2 separate regions of the Homo sapiens genome follow, and region 2 is linked to region 1. Evidence: chromatin contacts called from ENCODE Hi-C data. All regions are on one chromosome and are shown on one strand. The core of a region is the stretch at or near the end of the contact, and the rest is flanking DNA. Distances in the headings are between cores, read along the strand shown. Region 1 overlaps NPAS3 (neuronal PAS domain protein 3). Region 2 overlaps NPAS3 (neuronal PAS domain protein 3).

Region 1 (7,146 bases), core at 3,437-5,936:
TCAAATCTTAGTACAATAATTTTAATGAACAACTGAATTCCTATTTGCATGCGTAAATCCCTTAGGTCTGCTTATTACTTTCCCATTTCTTGGGTGCAGGCTGATTTAGATAAGGATGCTAGAAAGATTCCAGAGAAAATGTTTATAACTTTTGATTTATTATACACACTTACCTGAAGAATATCTTGTTTATGGAAAGTCTAATAAAAGTAAAATTATTTTTTAAAGGGAATTGCCACCAGACAAAATTTTGGGGGAAAAACTGGAGAAAAAATGCTAGCAAGCCAAAAAATAGGTTTTTATAACTTTCAAGGACCCCTTTAACTTAAAAACATATTTTAGTGTTTTGCTGTCACTAAGACTTCTTTTCCACTCGTGCTTTATCTAATATACATTTGAATTGACAGCATAGTTGTATCTGGTTATAAATTATTTTACATATTAAGAATGCACATTTCAAAGAAAAAGTCTTCATTAGACAGTCTGAATAGGATTAATACAAAGGAGGCAGACCAACATAGTGTAATTGTTTTTCATTATATTTGATAGCATAGAGTTAATATGCTTAAATGCAAATAACTACAACTCTTTATCAGGATAGATGTCAAATGAATAAACTCCTCAAGTACGAATACTGAGTTCCCTTAAGGTAATTTAGGAACAAGGTCACCTGCAAGTCCTTTCTACAACTGCTAATTCCCATTAATCCTAACAGCACTAAATATTAAAGGGTTAAAATAAGCATAAATTAGCTTTATTGTCAATCATTACATACAGAAGAATAATTAACTCAGTATGTTTATTTATCTACTTTTGCTACTTGATTAAATGAATGATTGATGACAGGTTCCTTGTTTTCTTTTTATCCTTTTTGTCAGTATAAATGATCAGTATGTAACTAAACGGTGACATTAAAATGAATCATTAGCAACCTAAAATGCAGGATGACCTACATGTAAGAGCTTCTGTCTCCTTTGCTACTGAGAAATCTAGTCAGATTCATTTGCATCCAAAACAAACCTATAATATAGTTAAAAGTACTTCCAGTCAGGTGCTTTTCCCTCAATTTCCACTTAGTTTGCTATGTCTATAGCTATGCTAAAGGCCATTCATTTATTTTAAAGTCAGTAAATAAAGTTAATTTATAGCATTCGGGGTTCATTGTTTGTGAAATTTATGAACTATGTGACTGTTTAGCATTTGTGGTCTTTACTCAAACTAAGGGAAATATCAAGTCCTTGAGGTAGATTCATTCAAAATTAAAATATCAAATACTTGATCAGTCATCATTTAAGTAATTTGATTTGTCATCATTTGATAACATTTGAAAAGGTTATTAGTTCTAGTTCTCTGCAAATCAGATGACTAACATCAGCAGAGAGATCCATAGCATATAAGTGATTTGGATGTAAGGTTTGTTATACATATGGGGTATAAGTGGCCTACAATGCAATGGGCAGTTTTCTTCCGCCCCTAAATCCACCATCCAGCACTACTCGCCCTAGAAACTAAAGTGAAATTGTAATGTCTCTGAGAAACCTGTACTTAAATATCTGCTTTGCACTGGCTGCTTTTCTGTGCATTGCTTAATCATTATTTAAAATGTTACTACTGTTCGACAATTTTGCTCTGCAATTCTTTGAACAAGACCATGAAATGTAGTAACTTATAGGACTCATTTAAATAGGGAACAAATAGAGAAGGGGAAAAGAATAGTATTGTAGAAGTAGACGAAAGCTAAGGGAAGTGATTGTAGAACAAAATCTGAGAACTCCGATTTCACTGTTTTAACACCCATTAATCACAGGAAGGGTGAGGTTTGCCACAAACATAATTCAAAAGAGAGAGCAACGCAGAAGAAGGGAATGAATTCAGTAAAGAACTAAAGATATTGGGAGATTATAAACCTGACACTACTTAACACTGCGCAAGTCATCTCACTGTTCCACAGTAGAATGTCAAATTATGAAAAACAGATTGAGTGTATTCAGAAAGTATGATCTCATAATATGGTTTCAACATATAAACAACTAAGAGTGAGTGATGAAGTGTGCAAGTGTAGTTTAGTACTTGTTAAACAAAGGAAACAAGCTCTGTTGTGGGGATGAATCCGTCCAAAGCACCCACACTCTTAATCTGAGTCCACGCTGGCCCAGCAACTTGGTTATGTCTAGAGAGAAGTTTATGGACTGGATCTGAATGTTTTCTTCTTGTGGAGTTTACTCACAAGCTAACAAAAACAATACTACTGACATCAGCTGGATCCGCAATCTAAGCAACTGTCTTCTTGCTACTGTCACTCAATCTATTTTGGGGGGTTCTGGCTAGAATGTGCTGAAATGTAATCATTACCTAATGGTTGATAAGACTACATGGTATTATTATGAAATACATACCAATTCTCTCTATAGGACTATCTACATGAATTGTAATAGATAAGCATTTATAGAAAATGATTTTTGAGTTTTTCTTGCTTTTTGCACAGAGGCTAGTATGAATGGATTTGAGCTTCTTGAACCATTTGCCTACGTCAAGGGCCAAAGTGAATGCATTTCATTTGGAAAAACTGGTCAATATACAAAGCATCTAAGTTTACTTAAAGAGTCTTTGAACACCCCTTCTTTTCCCCCTTACTTAGATATCTTTTGCACATAAAGAACAGGAATAATTAAAAGAGAGTTCTACATACGAGAAAGAAAAATGATGCTCATCTCATGAGGTTTTATAAGAAATGAAATGTAATGATGTGTAGTATCTTTGCATGTTTTTCTACCCAATTAATATTAAAATTGCTATAAAGAGCAGCATGTGAATTCTATGATTTTTAGAAACGGTAATGTGTAAGTGTAAAGAATGATCATAGATCACCATACTAGAACATTAAAGAAGTGTAGGCTCTAAACCAAAAAGTCATACCTGGCTCAAGCAAATTCACAGGAATATAACATGAATAATTTTGTGTCTCCAATATTTTCCTGGAATATATAGCTATTAAATACAAATCAACAGCCCAAATTTATTGTTTATAGATTTTTCATTCCATTACTTTAAGAAAAATTAAACGTTAAAAATATGAACCTAAAATATATATTTGAGGGGAGTCATCAATTGCTTTAGCAAAATAACTGATTTTACAAAATACAAATTGCTATAGAAATCCTTTACATAAGAGAATTTCTCTGATATATAAAAACTGTGATTTTTATGAACTTATAAAATATTTTATAAACAATTGTCCAGGACTTGTCATTTCACAAAGTGTAGTAACCCTGCACTGGCAAGCTTGCACGAGCAAACAGAATTGTAATTTTCAGTGTAAATCCTTATTAAACTGAAGGAATATTTGAAGAACACTTGAGTAACAATGAAGTATGATCTAGCAGGTCACCTGAATGACTATCTTTAGAAGCGTATCTGCATTGGTAGAGTGAAATAATGCAATTTTAGCAACTTCCCACAATCACGGTTTGTGTTTTTCATTAGTATACATAAAAGGTAACAGTTTCAGGGGACAGAGAAAATGAACATAAGTGGTTTGCATTCTGACTGGAGCAAAAATACCCCTGGTTTAATACGACATTTACTCCATTTAATTGAGCATTTTTCACACCTATTCAGAATATGAAAAGAACGTATATTTTAAAAGAAAAATAAGAATAACAAAAGTCCCAACTCAGAATTAGAGAAAGCCTTTGATCAAGGCAGTGAACATTCTACAGTTCACTTTACTGTGTTCTCTTAAAATACTCTATGGTCTTCTCTGCTCCGTGTCACCCTTATAGAATAAGTCTGTATTAAATGTTATGTCATTTTGGAGTATATGATTTCATATTTTAATAATCTAGAGTAGATGTAATTCTCTTTTATGTAAATATTAGGTGTACTGTTGAATAAAAATAAAAGATGAGGATTCTATCAGATTTTATCCTCTGCTGTTAGTAGAAGTTTGAGTGTTCTTTCCAAGGGTCTTTAATTTATGGAAATCATCTTATTTTCTTAACTCCATCCGTGGGTTCAAAGCTAGCAGAGTCTGTTGCTGTAGATTTGGGATAGCCAGAGCACAGAGGACAGATCTGAAAACAGACCAGGTTTTGATACCAGAAAAACTGCATGGTGTCTATGATGTTAAACTACAGAGAATTAACACATAATAGTTTGGCGCTGGTTGTGTAAACGCTTCTGGCATTTCCTTCAGCACTTAAACTCATTTTCAGAGAATGGACTGCTGTAAAAGAATGCAGGCTCATTAAGAGTTTATTTCCTCAAAATGCTGAAGGATAACAAGTTTCTGCTGTGAGGGGATCAGCAAACTGCATTTATCTCTTTAGCTGGGGAGAAAGACCCCAAAGCTTTCTGTTTTTCAGCAGGCATCACAGGTCTGAAAATGAAGAATTTCATCTTGTCACACCCTGCCTTACCTCGTTTCAGGGCTGGCTGTGTTTTCGTTCCACAGAATGAAATTTTAGCAGGAGCAGAAGCCAAATGCTTAAAATGAATGATCAACTTACAATTCGTATGAATCTATTCTTTCATGCTGCTCTGCTTAAAAATAGCATCATAAATGCACATCTGCAAAGACTGTGCAACCCCCCTTTCCTGAATTGTACAAATTATTAGAGTCGTTGACAAAAGATTTTTTTGTTTAGGGGTTGGTCTGGGCACTCTCTTTGGCAGACTGCCACTTTTCTAGCAGTAGAAATATTGCTTGCAGAAAGCCACATTGTACAGAACAGCTGTTCTGCTAAAACATTGAGCTAGCAACCCAAGAAATGACTGACTTCACATGTGAAGCAAAATTGTTCCCTCCCTTTGTGCTAATTTAAATGAAATAAAAGTACAAAACATGCTCTTTCGCACCGTCTAGTCTTCCCTCGCAAATACAGGCTTTAAGTGAGATGCATGTGAGCGGGCGGGAAGGTGAGCACGTGACTCTGAGCCCTGCCTCAGTAGCAGGCTTGAACTGTGGCCACTCGACTTCCCGGCTCCCTGGATGATAGCTACTCTTTTGATCTTTCTATATTCAGGTCTTAGATGCCAAGGGATTTTCTACAAACTACATACATTAAGATTTCACAACTTAAAAATACACTTCATTCAAACTTCTCTCTTTCCATCTCTATGAAAAGCAAAGCTATCAGAGAGAAGATACTAAAAGAGTATGTTTGATTAAGCTCTTGTTTATAAGTATGGTATGTGATTCATGCCTTTAGTTGTTTGGTAAGTATATTCAGATAACAGAGATATGCATGAGTAGTCTGTGTTCTACATGGCATTGGGTATCCTGTTTAAAATACTTTTCTGAGAGGAAAAACCATCGTGAGTTTACCTTACATCTGGAGGGCCACAATTCTCATTAAATGTCATCACATTCAAATATTTAACTATATTTATGCATAATAAATTCCCCAACACCAACGGATATCTAAAATATAGACCTGGCAAATACTTCAAAGTAGAGGTTCAAAAAATAATTTACTTGGAAAATAATACGATATTTTATTTTGAAAGTACTGTATACATATTCATTATGATCACCTATTTAAAACTGTAATAAGGACTACCGTCTTTTTCTCCTTTCGCGTTAATCATCCTGGATCCCACAGTACTTTGTCTGCTTAAACCTCTTTCAACATGAATAATACCCTACTTTATTATTTGGTGAGAATGCGTCACTCCCTCCTAGTGGCTTATAAACTCCTAGAGGAGATGGTTCGCTTTTTTCCCCCACTTTGCATCCCCCAGAGAGCCTAGTACAGAGTCTTGCAATATAATAAATATTCAAATATTTAGAGGATGAATAGGTGAGTAAATTAAAGGAGAAAATAACCCATTTCGGATCCCTGATGACAACAAAAAATTGATATCTTAAAACCTACTATAAGATTATATCTATTAAGCCAAAATTCTGAGAAAGGAAATGTCAGCTCTATTCACTGTTTCAGCAAATTGGCCTTTCCTTTCAGATGCAGTATATTTTAAGAATTTTTTTGTTTTCCTATCAACTCAATGAAATATCTACATTAACAGTTTATAAAATCAACTTCTACATGTCTCGTTAAGTATTAAACATCAAGCTGCCAAAACACACCCAAATCACCCATCATCTAAGAAATGCTTCAAATATCCTCCACTTTATCAAATGATACAAGTTAAGACTTTTTACATGCTAGAATTCCCCCAAAAAACTGTGCATGTTGAGCTACCTCTTCCTTCTGATTAATATCATTTTAAAACCATAATCTTAAAAACAAAAGCCCTAATTAGAATGTGTACTAAAAATCACAAACGGGAATCCTAATATACCTTTGAAAGTTCCTATGTGAATATAAGCCTCCCAACACAATCTCAGCTCACTGCAGTAGACGGTATAGACAAGCTGGGTTCACAGGTCCAACTATGCCATTTTTTTCAGTCAAGAAAACTGAAGCAAAAAAATGTGTTCACAGTCCCAAAGATTTGAACTCAGGAGTGTTCAACTCCACTGACCAGAAAACCTTACTACCAATAAGCCATTCTGAAGATACATTAAAATGACCGGGATGATTAATTTTCACTGCATTCCTACATTTTGCTGGATTCTCTAGCCTGGGATACATGAACTGTACCTTTATTACAGGTTGTTAGAACTCCTTGTGTTATGAACTGAATGTTTGTGTCCCCTCCTAAAATCCAAATGTTGAAAGTCAAAATCCCCATTGTGATGGTACTTGGAGGTGGAATCATTGGGAGGTAATTGTCACAGAGGGCGGAACCCTCATGAATGAGATTAGAGACACAGGAGACATAATCTTTCTTTCTCTTTCCATCTTGTACGGATATGACAAGAAAATGGCTATGTGACCCAGGAGGATAGCCTTCACGAAGAACCTCACCATGCTGGTACCTTGATCTTGGATTTCCAGCCTCCAGACTGTGAGAAATTTTTTTTTCAAATGTTGTTTAAGCCAATCCATCTATAGTATTCTGTTATAGCAGTCCAAACTAAGACACCCTAGCAAGAGTCCCCTTTTCTAATCTCAGTAAAAGTATTATTTTAGTTTTCCAATTGGAGTTGTTCGTATAGCAACAAATTCAGTCACTGACTCACAACAAGGAGGTTGAGTCTGATTGCCTACCAGATGTGAATCACAACATAGCAGAGGCTGA
Region 2 (6,795 bases), core at 3,743-6,242, 560 kb before region 1:
ATATGTATATATATACACACACACAGATGTATTTATCCAGCACTACATATCTATATGTATTGTGTGTATATATACCTATATAGTACATACAGGTATGTAGTGGTGTACAATTATATATATGTGTGTCTGGAGAGAGGCAGACACTCAGTAATAACTTGATGTGACATATGTCTCTCTGAAATGTGACCAGTTGCTTTGCCTCTGATGATGGCCCTCTGGCTGTTGCCCACCCCCTGCGCGTGGTGGGCAAGCTTCACTGAAGAACATGGAAAAGAAGGAATAATACCTGTAATACCTGAGGTGTCTTTAGAGTCTGACTCAGAGTCGGATGTCTCCGAGGATTCGGAAGTTTTCTCCGGCAGATGGGGGAGCTGTGCGATGTCCATGGGTGTGTCCTTGTACTCAGGATTGCTGTGGAAGGGAGGCACTGGTCAGGAGTGCAGACACCCATTCTGCATGGTTTGTTTGGACCATCTTCTCCCCCACTTCTTTGTCCCAGACTTCTGGAGTTTAGAAAGTTTCAAAGACTAAACATGAAATCATTTCTCAGCTCTTCATGGGATTTTATGGAAGCTTGGCTTGCATGTGCCAAGGCACAGGTGCACCCTGCTGCAATGATCGAATACCCAAATCCCTGAAAGCCATGGAGAGAAGCTTTTAAATAATCAGGTACCACTGGGGGTCAGGAAACTGTGCTGCTTGACAGTACACCTGGGGGAAGGGAGGATGAGAAGTACTCTCAACAATTCATTCCCATGTCTCCTGGTGTGTCGTGTCTTCTCTTGGGCTCCTAATGAGTCCATGGCCTCAGTACCTTTGTTTTGGGCCCTTGATGTAGCTTCTCAGCCGCTCAGATGGCTCCCACGCTATTGGTGGGGCAGCAGAGCCTTTGGTGCCTATCTGACAGATGCACAGGTGCACCTTGGGATGCATGGATTATGGCTACCAAACTGTCAACACACCCATTACAATCACATTTTCATCTGCTCGTGTGGTGTACACCTGTGGCTTGTTAGCTGGAAATCTGATTGCAGTGGGGAGAGTCCCAGTGTGAAAGAGGCCCTAACAGAAGGGATCTAACCTCACTTGCACAAATGTGCTTAATTTTTGTTCTATTTTTAGTTTGGAAACAAGGCTCTTTTGGAAGAGAGAGCATGTTGAGTCAGTTTGACCTGTCTTCTGGAAATGCCACTCCAAGGCCACCTGATGGATGAGGAGAGTAGGCTCCTGTAATCTGAAGGCACAAGGAAATCCTCCTGCTTCAAAATGGGAAATGCCTCTTCGATTTTTCCATGATGGCTAGCCAAGCAGAGACTTAAAATTGATGATTACTGACTCATTTGCTAATCTCTAGCGAAATTCCTATAGTAAAGAGTCACTGTTTCAGTAACTACTCTAAAACTGCAAATGTTCCTGGGAGGGGTAATTCACTAAAATGGATTATCAGGCATTTACTCCTTCGTGTGAATTAGCTTCAGCAGCAAAGCTTTCTCTAGATAATCAGATGAGACTAATGGTGGGAAGGTGGACTCTGTCTCTGAATACTCTGAGTCTATAATTCTGTTAAGTATCACGAGGGAATGGGAAGAAGACTGGAGGAGCAGTAGTTTCAGAACAGGGAAGGACAAGCCTGGATTGGGGCCTGGGTGCAAGGGTTCTGGGCAGGAAGAAGTGATGTGAAAGTATTGCTCAGGGAAGAATAATAGACAAGAATGTGGGAAAGAAAACCAAACTTCTGTAGTTGCTATATTGCCAGGGCCACATCATTTTCTTACTAGATCTTTACCCTATAGAGGTGATACCAGTAAATGGCTGTCTTGGTGGAGTTTCCCCTGCTAAAGCCCATCTACCTTAGTCTTCTTTGGGGGCTCACAGATCACTTGCCCTACAATTTACAGTCCTTTATCATTGACTTCAGGGAGTGTTTTTAGGTCAGCTAAAACAGGTCTTCTATGCCTGAGATTGAAGCTTTTGAGGTTGAAGACTGGTCTTTGATACCTAAACTTCCTTCCTATCCATATGGGATTTGATGGAATAGAATCACCAAAGCTCATGAGTTTGTACCATCGGATCCTAGGCTAGATCAATGGTATTCAGAGACTGATTGCTTAGCTCTTCTTACTCCTTGCATTTGTGGGCAGAGGAGGAAGTCATGAGGCTGATGAGGCAGTAAGAAAGATCCAGATAGGAAGAAATCTCAGAGAATGGGAGTAACAACTACATAGATGACTTCAGTATCTATGTTTCATCAACATGGGAGCCAGACACTGCTAGCCCTAGGGTGCCTGTTTCCAGCGTTTAATTCTTACTGGTGATGGGTCTCCTTGTCACAATATCATTTTGCCTAGCAAAAGAATGTCAGTGCCACAAGACCTTATTCCATTTTCTGTCTGGCATGTGAGTTTTTATAACCACCTGCATTCCCTATAGTAATTATTCCATAAAACTCTATGTACAAGGATTCCTTGATATCAGAACTCATCTTGAACACATCACAAACACGGGGGAGACTTTGCACGGAAATCAGGCCTTGGAGAAAGCCACACTCAATACACATACTTTTACCTTTAGAGAGAATTAATGTAGAGCAGAAGAGGTCAAAAAAAAGGAAATAGAAAGTAGATAAATGAAGACTCTTTTAAGTGGTGCACATTAAGGCCCTCTCTAGAGCAATAATCATTAGTGTCTGATTGATATGCTGTTGGTAGCAAGCACATTCATGCCTTCAAGTCATCACCAAAGTATGTGAACACACTCTGAAGGGCCAGTGTGCTGATGAGCCATGGTTGTTAGCTTCCCAGCTCCACTTGGCTGTCTCAAAGAAAAATGGGATTCAGGTACTCCCTGTCTAAATTATCAGCCAAAGGGCACCAACTTCCATTCCCAAGACCTATTGGAAATTTTCCTACTCAGACCACGTGTGGGCTCTGCTTGGTGGCTTTAGGCCAGGAGAAGCCAAAGACCAGAATGATGGGGGTGGGAGGGAGCCAGGCCAAGTGCAGGATTGGTGGAGAACTTCCCAGAAAGCCTGCCCCCAAACTCAAGATGGCCCAATCTGTGGGTCTTGGTTACTTTTCTGCTAGTTTGAATCCAAAGGCAGAATGTAGACTGGGAAGGGGAGAGAAATGGTGTCTCACACCAGAATTTAGGAAGCAGTTGAGCTTGGGCTCACTTGCAGATAGACTGTTAAGGACACATTTTAAGAGCAGTAAAGCTTGCCAAAGATCACAAAGCAGTGGGCCAAAAAAAAAAAAAAATTGCCTTCATTTTTTACACCGCTATTGTTTGATTCCGGCAAAGCAACTCACTTTGTTTACCGAAACTTTAATGCCCAGGAAGTCAAACCCTATGTAATATGCTAAGGGCATCAAAGGGAAGAAATATAAGAGGAATATAATGTTCCCTGCCACTTTTCTCCCGCTCTGTTTTACTTCATTTCCACAAGAACTGGAGTGTGTGAGTGTGTGTGTGCTGGGGAAGAGGAGATGCTTTTTGAATGCTTCAGCTGTAGGCTGAAGTCTGTATTATTCTGGCCTAAGCATTTGTGGGAAAACCAAAGCAACTTCTGCAGAGATGCCCAAATGTTGACAGACCAAGAATGATTGAAAATCTTGAAATCTTTCCTGCAAGTCCCTTCCAACATAGTTTGATCTTCTCACATTTATTTGAATCTTGTGGAAAGAACAGCAGAATTGCCATGAAATTCCACACCAGGTACTGTCAAAAGATAATATTCACAACATGTCGGCTATTAACCATAGCCATATTTTATATGGCATATTTTATAACCAGGACAGAAATAGAAAAGAAGTAGAAAATATACCTAAGAAGGTAATTCACCCAGATGATATTCTTTTCATTTGCATTCTTGGCATTAATAGCTATGGTGGCACTGGACTGTATCCAAATATATCCTCCGTTCTTCTGCATCCAGCGATAGTACTTTGTCACACACTGACCCTTATTCAGCACTGGCGAAAAAAAACAAAACAGAGGCATTGTATTAAGACTGGGATCAAATAACTTTTTTTTTTTTTTTATCTCTGCAAAACCTTAAGCCTAAAAATGGGAGGACCTACACCAAGCCAGGGTGACCCTCTGTATGCTTAATATAGAATGCCATTAGTAGGACAAATGAAATCAATTCAGTGGAGCGGCAGCTCTGGAGCCAGGGTTACTGGCATTTGTAGCAAGACTTTATTCCGTTTTGGGCAGCCATGGTGTGAAAAGAATAAAAGGACTACAAATCTCTTTGGCTCACAGAACACCTAATGCGGTGTGGATATTGTCAATGGATTTGACATCAGATGGTAAGAAAGGCAAATTTGTATGTGATTTATTCATAGCTTGGAGGTAGACCTCTTTGAGATTCTGGATATTTGAATGGTTCCAAAGATGCTTTACCCCTCGTCTTTGATCGTTTCTCCTCCGTGTGAGCAATCTCAACCCGCGTCCTTATATGTCTGTTCCTTTTGATCTTGTCTAACAGAATTTATAGTCCTCCGATGAACTAAATTTACACTGGTCAGTCGGGGGAGATTCTGGTGAGACTTCGCTGAATGTTGGAACAAAATAAATTCCCCAGTGGAGTCAGAGAGAAACACTGGCCTAAGGGAGGCACAGAATTGACTTGGCTGGAGCCAAACAGAGTGACAGCTCCACACAGACTCTGAAATATGGCCCCAAATGAAGGAGCAAGTAAAAACAATCAGTAATGTGAAACGGTGCCATTAAATACCCACTGAAAGAGAGCTTTAAAATGCAGATGTTAAAAATGATACTTGAACCAAAATCTCGCCAAGTTGAAATTGATTTGATTTGTATCTGGGTACTCCTGAGCTAGTAAAAGGGGAAAGCACAGTAAATCATCCCCTGAAATAAAGTGCTGTGGATGGGAATGGTTTAAAAGGGTGCCGGAAATGTGGAAAACCTGCTGTTATTACTTGGCTGCGGATCGCAGCAACTCGGCGCCCCGCGAAAGCTCACCGGCTGGCTGGCCACTAGAGGGCAGTGTGCACTCATCTACGTCGCCCACTTTTGGCATGTCCTTGCCTCCGTCTGCTGAAATGAAAAACCTCTAACTGCTGTAATAAATTTGGCTAAATTAGCTGCTAAATGGTTATCTCAAGTAATATGTATTTGCATTAATCATCTTGCTCTAAACCAGAACAAGCCAGAGTCCTAAAGACGTAGTAAATTCATATTGTCCATTTAATTACGGCTAATAAGTGCTTCATATACAACAGTTTCATGAAGTACATTTAGATTTTTTTTTTTTTTTTTTTTGGAGGGGGGTGGATGGGTGTGAAGGGAAGTCACTTTGGAAAAGGGCTGTGTTTAAGGCTGTGGAAGCTCTTCTCATCTTGTCCTGAGCCACTCTTCCTGGCTCTGAAAGTGCCACATCCATCTATTACATCCATAAACATATAAACTTGGAAGGTTTTCTTCCATTCTCCTTTTTTTTCTCACAGCACACTAACGGGACCGTTGTAAAATTTGGTAATTATGTCTTAACTGTTACTTGAAAAAGCCTCACTTTGATGAGTGTTTCAAATCATAACAAGTTTCATTCTGAAACTCCTCACCAGTTTAGGGTGTTTTGAAGGCCCGGAACTGTCACCTTCTCTTGGTGGCGTGGCTCCACAGGTTGCATTGTACTCTCCTTTTGTAGGCAATTGTAAGTTCTGCCATTCTGCATGCATGGCTTCCCAGGCTACAAAACTGCGTGGTGAAGCTGAAAGCAGTAAAATACTAACTCTGCCATACAGCTCTTCTGTCAAACCATTGTTGCATGCAACAAGATGTGCTTTTATTCAAATCCTCTCAACCTGGTTAACTATTAACAGAGGAACGATGGGTTATATAATTCTGTCCACTATTTTCACAGAGAAAACTTACAGCACCCCAATCAGTGGTTGGGGGTATAATTCTGTCTGCTTTGTGTCTGGAATGAGGAATAATTCCAAATGGTTCTAGTATGTTTAACAAAGGCAAAGAGACTAAGAAGCCCCTTTTTAGAATCACATGAAGAATACATTGAGATGGCAGGCCAGATCAGCACAGCCTGCCTGGGAGTTCTAGACTAGAATTTGACCAAAAGCAGGCAAAATTTTAAAAAGAATTATCTCCACTTTACAAAGTATACAAAAGGGGCAAAGGGATAAAGGAGTTATAATATCAAATTAGAATCTGCAGAATCAATGTAAAGATCACCCCCTCCTTCCTGATAATACTTTCTCTTAATAAAATCCCAATTTGGAAATAGACATCCAGCCAAACGTTTGGCCTCCCCAGTGGTCTGCACGTATGTGTAGCGAAGGGGGCTGAAAGGCTTCTTTGCTAAGGGACCGTATGGTGTCATCTTTTTGAATTACAGTAGGATGACTCTGGGTCTACCTAAATGGATCTGTGTTTCCTGAGAAGATAAATCCAGCACTCGTTTGTTAGGGCCCATGAATATAATAATACAGCTTTCTTTATCACCCAGGCCAAGGGTCAGCTAGCAAGAGAGGAGAGCTAAATATGAGAGGGGCAGGACAGGTGACTTCTGATGTGAGGAGGTATCTGTAAAAAGACTGAAGGGGAAGGGAATGGCTCACGGCTTCCTTGGGGAGTCGGGGAGCCACGTGATAGCCCTTGACTTCCTGTGGTGAATACCACAAAGCAGGTTCGGGAGCCCACCGTGGGCGGCTGAAGAGGACGAGTTTGACTGACCTGTGGTTTTACCCTGGGCCAGTCTGACAGGCAGAATTCCTAAAGGGTAGGCAATCTCACTTGGTCTCTCCTAGGGATTGG

What was found. A loop is a pair of places that touch in the nucleus more often than their neighbours do. Pooled maps may share reads with other maps.
Region 2: a loop to region 1 is called in a map of mammary epithelial cell, with 3 times the contacts of the local background. The contact joins two enhancer-like sites. A Hi-C loop is called at or near these places in 2 of 168 maps with a recorded cell type or tissue (MCF 10A and mammary epithelial cell) and 8 of 50 pooled maps.

The regions. Positions count from the first base shown.
Region 1 is chr14:33,227,256-33,234,401 of GRCh38, reverse strand. The region is part of intron 3 of NPAS3 (neuronal PAS domain protein 3); the gene reads right to left. Among named protein-coding and RNA genes, the nearest start is that of NPAS3, 290 kb to the right of the region's middle. Within about 2 kb of position 4,686, at least 2 of the 41 ENCODE cell types and tissues checked have a DNase peak (open chromatin) inside an H3K27ac peak, as active enhancers do.
Region 2 is chr14:33,791,073-33,797,867 of GRCh38, reverse strand. NPAS3 (neuronal PAS domain protein 3) reads right to left here. Exons shown (of 12, transcript NM_001164749.2): 10 at 3,824-3,971; 11 at 287-411. Among named protein-coding and RNA genes, the nearest start is that of SNORA89, 86 kb to the right of the region's middle. Within about 2 kb of position 4,992, at least 2 of the 41 ENCODE cell types and tissues checked have a DNase peak (open chromatin) inside an H3K27ac peak, as active enhancers do.